Linked DNA regions of Homo sapiens: region 1 is linked to region 2. A link is a loop called in an ENCODE intact Hi-C map of the cell type or tissue named here. Cell type or tissue: Calu3. All regions are shown on one strand. Links, peaks and the distances in the headings refer to the core of each region. The heading gives the core; the rest is flanking DNA.

What was found. A loop is a pair of places that touch in the nucleus more often than their neighbours do. Peaks named below come from ENCODE experiments on the same cell type or tissue, not always from the same donor. Only the 100,000 strongest peaks of a DNase experiment are listed, where the experiment ranks them.
Region 1: it touches region 2 in a loop (4-fold over the local background); 8 of 110 quality-filtered maps call a loop at or near these places.

The regions. Positions count from the first base shown.
Region 1 is chr15:48,351,009-48,353,928 of GRCh38, forward strand. No RefSeq gene overlaps it. Among named protein-coding and RNA genes, the nearest start is that of DUT-AS1, 21 kb to the left of the region's middle. In Calu3, for the core only: CTCF peaks have their summits at 1,646 (motif pointing left) and 1,853; a DNase peak (open chromatin) is centred at 1,643.
Region 2 is chr15:48,964,879-48,967,798 of GRCh38, forward strand. No RefSeq gene overlaps it. Among named protein-coding and RNA genes, the nearest start is that of SHC4, 2.4 kb to the left of the region's middle. In Calu3, for the core only: a CTCF peak has its summit at 1,337; a DNase peak (open chromatin) is centred at 1,293.

The DNA.
Region 1 (2,920 bases), core at 250-2,749, 610 kb before region 2:
ACCCGCCTCGGCCTCCCAGAGTGCTAGGATTACAGGTGTGAGCCACCATGCCAGGCTGACCTGGTCCTTTTAGCTGAGAAATACCATCTAGTATTATCATCCTAAGAAGAGAGCTGAAATGGGGAGGAGTAACTTCTCAAAAGGGAAGATAAAATGCCTTTTGTGAAAAGATGCTTCTCCACTGGAGATGGGTATGTAAGCAATGTTTTGATGTTGCTCTTTTTCTTACTGAAAAGGGAATGAAAAAATGGAAAAGAAATTATAACTGAAACAAATTTTCACTGGAAGAATTATCTCAAGAAGCATATGATTAAAAAATATTAAAAAGTCTTTCATGGCAACTAAACACATTTAAGTTGGGAAGATTCTAAAAGATCCAGGATATCTCATAAAGAGGATATCTCATAAAGAAAAAGTCTAATAACTACGAGAGCAAGATTAGAGAGAAGAGTTAAGATTAACAAACTACCGGCCGGGCGCGGTGTCTCACGCCTGCAATCCCAGCACTTTGGGAGGCCAAGGCAGGCAGATCACGAGGTCAGGAGATTGAGACCGTCCTGGCTAACACGGTGAAACCCTGTCTCTACTAAAGATACAAAAAATTAGCCAGTGTGGTAGTGGGCACCTGTAGTCCCAGCTACTCGGGAGACTGAGGCAGGAGAATGGCGTGAACCCGGGAAGCGGAGCTTGCAGTGAGCCGAGATCGTGCCACTGGCACTCCAGCCTGGGCGACAGTGAGACTCCGTCTCAAAAAAAAAAAAGATTACCAAATTACCAAATTATGTCTAGGTTTGATCATATGTTTTCAAAATGGGTTTACCTATGAGTAAAGAAACTTCTAGGAGAATATATATCAAAATGATGATATCTTTGGCTGTTGGAATTGTAGGTAATTTTTTCCTTTTTGCATGATCTATATTTTAACTTTTTTTTTTTTTTTTTTTTTTTCTGATACGGAGTCTTGCTCTGTCGCCCAGAGCTGGAGTGCAATGGTGCGATCTCGGCTCACTGCAACCTCTGCCTCTTGGGTTCAAGCAATTCTCCTGCCTCAGCCTCCTGAGTAGCTGGGATTATAGGTGTGCGCCACTATGCCCAGCTAATTTTTTTTGTATTTTTAGAGAGACAGGGTTTCATCATGTTGGCCAGGCTGGTCTTGAACTCCTGACCTCATGGTCTGCCCATCTCAGCCTCCCAAAGTGCTGGGATTAATTACAGGCATGAGCCACTGCGCCCAGCCTATTTTAACATTTTTTAAACATGAAAACTATATTACTTGACTAAGAAACGATTAAAATTTTATTATAAAATACTTTTGTTAAATTTGTATTGCATTTACTGCTTTAACAAATACTTTTAATATTGAAAATATATGGGAACATTATAAATTACAAATTTTGAAGTAAAAAATGAGCCTGATCTAATGAAAAAAATAGTAACTTTGGGAGTTTTACATCTGAGTTTAAGCTCTGTTCTTTTACTAACTAAAATATCTTCAATAAATAAAGTAAACTTCCAGATCCTCAATTTTTATCATAAAATAAAGAGAGTCGGTCGGATAATCTCGGTAGTCTTCTCCCCCTCTCCCGTTTTACGAATCTTGAATAAGACCAGACTGTACAGCCGTGGCAAATTACTGCCACCTGGTGGCAGTTATCTAAGGTGAGCTAGCTGTATTTAAGGGATAGAATCACCATCATTCATGCATACTTGTGTTTGCCTAGCATCTATGTGCCAGGCAAGTGTCAGCATTATTGTTTATCCAATTTAGTGTTTTTCTAGATGATGTAGGTGAAACAACCAAGACATAAGCTGTGACATGCTAGCTGTGTGACCTTAAGGACATCATCTAACCTCTTGAGTCTGCCTTTCCATCTGAAAAATAAAGTTAATAATATCCACCTTACATTATTAGAAGACCTAGAGATGATAGGTGTAAAGTATCTTACACAGTCCATGGCAAAAGTATTTAGTCAATAAATGGTAGTAGTTATCCTTAGGAAGGTTACCATCTGTAGCAGGGGAAATAAGACAAATATAGGCATCTGTGCAAATATAGGTAGTGTGACATATATGATGTGCATGAAAATACAAAGAGGGCATGAGGTATATTCAAGAAATGGCAAAACCAAAGTTCCAATGGACTGGAGTATAAAGGACATGTAGGGAATTGTTGGTAACTCTTCTGGAATGGTAGGTTGCAGATCTGCTCTAGAGGGTCCTAAACGTCAAGGAGGCAATGGCCAGTCACAGAAGAGTTTTGGACTAAGAATAATATCACTAGAGCTGAGCTTCAGCAATACTGATATTAATCAAATGTCTGACAATGAGGTTAAGAAGCCAGGTAATGAGCACAGAGGATGGCAAAAGAAAGGTGGGTGGAGACCGAGCGTGGTGGCTCACATCTGTAATCAAAGCACCTCGGGAGACTGAGGTGGGCAAATTGCTTGTGCCCAGGAGTTCAAGACCAGCCTAAGCAACATAGCGAAACCTAGTCTCTAAAAAAATTAGCCAGGCATGATGGCTCACACTTGTAGTCCCAGCTACTCGGGAGGCTGAGAGATGGGAAGATCACTTAAGCCCAGGAAGTTGAGGATGCAGACCTTTGGTAATTACCCCAGGCAACGAGGCTGTTTTACAATGCGGCATAATCATGCCACTGCACTCCAGCCTGGGCAACAAAGTGAGACTCTGTCTCAAAAAAAAAAAAAAAAAAGAAAAAAAAGAAAAGAAAAGAAAGAAAGATGGAAGCCAGGTGCAGTGACTCACGCCTGTAATCCCAGCACTTTGGGAGGCAGAGGCGGGTGGATCACAAGGTCAGGAGATCGAGACCATCCTGGCCAACATGGCGAAACCCCGTCTCTACTAAAAATATAAAAATTAGCTGAGCGTGGTGGCGCATGCCTGTAATCCCAGCTACTTA
Region 2 (2,920 bases), core at 258-2,757:
TCTTCCCTTCAATCCTTGTTGACCTCCTTTTCCCTGCCCTACATCTCCTCCTGGCAAAACTGAGGGAAGTAGCTAAATCAGTTGGACCCCACATCCCTGGGGCTGAGGAGACAGGCTCTGGGCAAGAATATTTACCTCTCATTCCTCCTCATTCCTCATCTGCTTTCTTCCTCTCATTTTTCCTGCCTTCCCCTGGGTCCCTGGGTCCCTGTGTTGCTTCTGTTATGCTATGATGACCTCATTATATGCTCCCTTTAGAAAGTTACTTTACCTCTCCGTGCCTGAATGTCCTCATATGTTGGCAGCAGCCATCTAATGGGGTTGTTATGAGGGCTTACGAGGCCCAATGCTCCATACAGTGCCCATCTCACTAAGTACATGTGGGCAGTATGAAAAAATGGCCATTGGAACCAGAGCTACCTCCCCTTGAAGCTCATATTCTTAACCCTCACACTGCAGAGTTTACATCATTCTAGGCAACTAAAAAGAAAAATTAGTACAAAGTGGGAGAAGCTAAGAAACTCAACATTGTCCAAAGAAAACAATTTTTTAAATCAGGTGGGCCTGGAGAAGGCTGGAAAGGACATGGGCCTGCCTGGCTGATAGGAATCCTTACAGAGGTCTCATGACTGCAGGATGGGGTGTCCAGGGGAGCCAGCTCATCTAGGTAGGCACCATGCTGGCCAGACTCCAGGAGCCCAGACCAGCCTACATGCCTCAGAAAGTGCGAGTCCTGGGAGGGTTGGGGGTTGCGAAGTGGGACTAAGTAAGGTAAGAAAGCAGTCATGGCCATTGTGGGCTCCTTCTCTTCCCAAAGCCTAGAGACCTTGGCTGTCCTGGGTAGCTCTGCTACAGCGTTTTACGAGGGTGAAAGAGACCAGATCTGCAACTGGAAGTGGGGAATAGCCTCTAGGCTGAGCCTGCCCAGCTGGACCACTCTCTCAGTCCTAACAGCCCAAGAGAAGGCTCGTTGATTGAATTGCTTTTCATTCTAGGTAGATGGGTGGGTAAAGCAGATGGTTTGCTTTTTCCAGGGCATTAGAACATCCTCTTCAATTAGTCATGATTAAAATAATATTAATAAGAGCTACTATTTGTGGAACACCTGACAGTTTACCTACATTCTGGTTCAATTATTATAACAAATTGTGGATGCTTGGATTATGTTCCTCACTGCCTTACAGATATGAAAATGAGGCTGAGAGAAAGGGCAGTGACTTGTTCAAGGTGCTCCAGCTGTTGAGCAATGATCTTGGGATCCCTCTGGGCCTGATTGCAAAGCCTCTGCTGGCAGCCACTGTACTCTGCTGCCTCCCAGGGGACCAGAGAGCTCAAGTCTAGTTTCCAGGCCTATGATGGCTACAGGGCATCTTACTGCTTCCTAAAGCTCTGAGAAATGACTGGACAGGAAGATGAGCTGGGGATTTTTGGAGGTTCTAGGGTTGTTGGGAAGCCTACCCCTGAGCTGGCCCTCACAGATCAATGAGATCAGGGCTGGCAGAATATTTTCCTATCTATGGTTTTCCTGTATCTACCCCTCCAAAACCCCCAGGGAAAGTGTATTTAGCCCAAAGATCATTTATCAGAAGATAATACTAGACTAGATATCTCAGGAAACCTTTGTAACTGGGCCACTACCTACAAGCAGTATGCACTCAGCAGCAAAATGTAATTGGATGAACATTAATCTGGGAATTCCAGAACCAGCTGTGGGATTTTGAGTAAGTTATTTAACCTCTCTGAGACTTAGGTTTTGTATATGTAAAATGTGCACAATAATAATAACATCTGCTGAGCACTAACTCTAGATCAGGTCCTGAACTAAGTGTTTCACATTTAAGCCCCCCAGCAAGCCTATGCAGCAGGTGCTATCTGACATTTACTGACTTGCCCAAGTCACATAACCAGGAAGTGGTAGTTGTGGTGTAGAATCGAGCACTGACTCACTCCAAACTATGCCCTTAACCACTGTGATATGATCCAGTGTATATGAACCTAACTCCTACTGCATGCTCGATAAATGTTAGTTCTTGCTCCTTTCTCCTCCTTGGAAAGCATACCTATAAAATTCACCCTAAATACCTCACAAGTAACAACATGAATAATAGATAAGAAAAACCATTATTGTCATTAAATCATCTAAGAACCATGAATGCCTCATCATTGCCCTTGGAAAACAGAGTTCTGCTTAGACCCCAGCAGTATGCCTCCTTTACTCTGAGACATCCCCTCTCTAAAGGCACCTGCTAGGAAACAACATGTCAGCTTCTTAAGAGACATCCTATGCTGGCTGAGCTTCTTGAGTAGAACAGGCAGTTTCAAGGAAGACCTGGGTCAGGCTGGGTCATGCTACAATTAGCCAGGTCCAGGAGGAGGAGAGAAGAGAACCTGGCAAAAATGCCAGCCCAGTTTTGAAGATAATCCAATATGGAATTCGGGGTAGAGGAAGGTTGTGCTAGAGGATATGGGGAAGAGGAGAGAGAACAAGGCAGAAACATAATAACTCTGGGGGGCTGTAGGCCAATTGCTACTTTGGAACAAAGTGGAGCAGGTGGCATCTGAGTGTTATAGCACAAGGACTGTTACTTCATCCCTCCACTACAATTTCTACCATAAAGCAGGCCTACTAGCAAAGGATTTTCACTGAGCAATACCCACAATGAGTCTAACAGCCCATCAGCTGGGAATGAAAACATTGCTGAAGCTCTATTTTGGGGAAAAAATTCCACAAGAAAATATTTATATAAAGTTCTTGGTAGAGACCAAAATATCATTTTCAGGATGGGGAAATGAGATGGTGAAGAAGAATTGTATCTCTGAGAGTAAGGGCCTAGCCTCACAAAAATCATATCCCCCAAAGTTGTCATTAACTCTAGAAATAATCACCTTTTGCTTCCTGAACCCAATGTTTTCTGTTTTT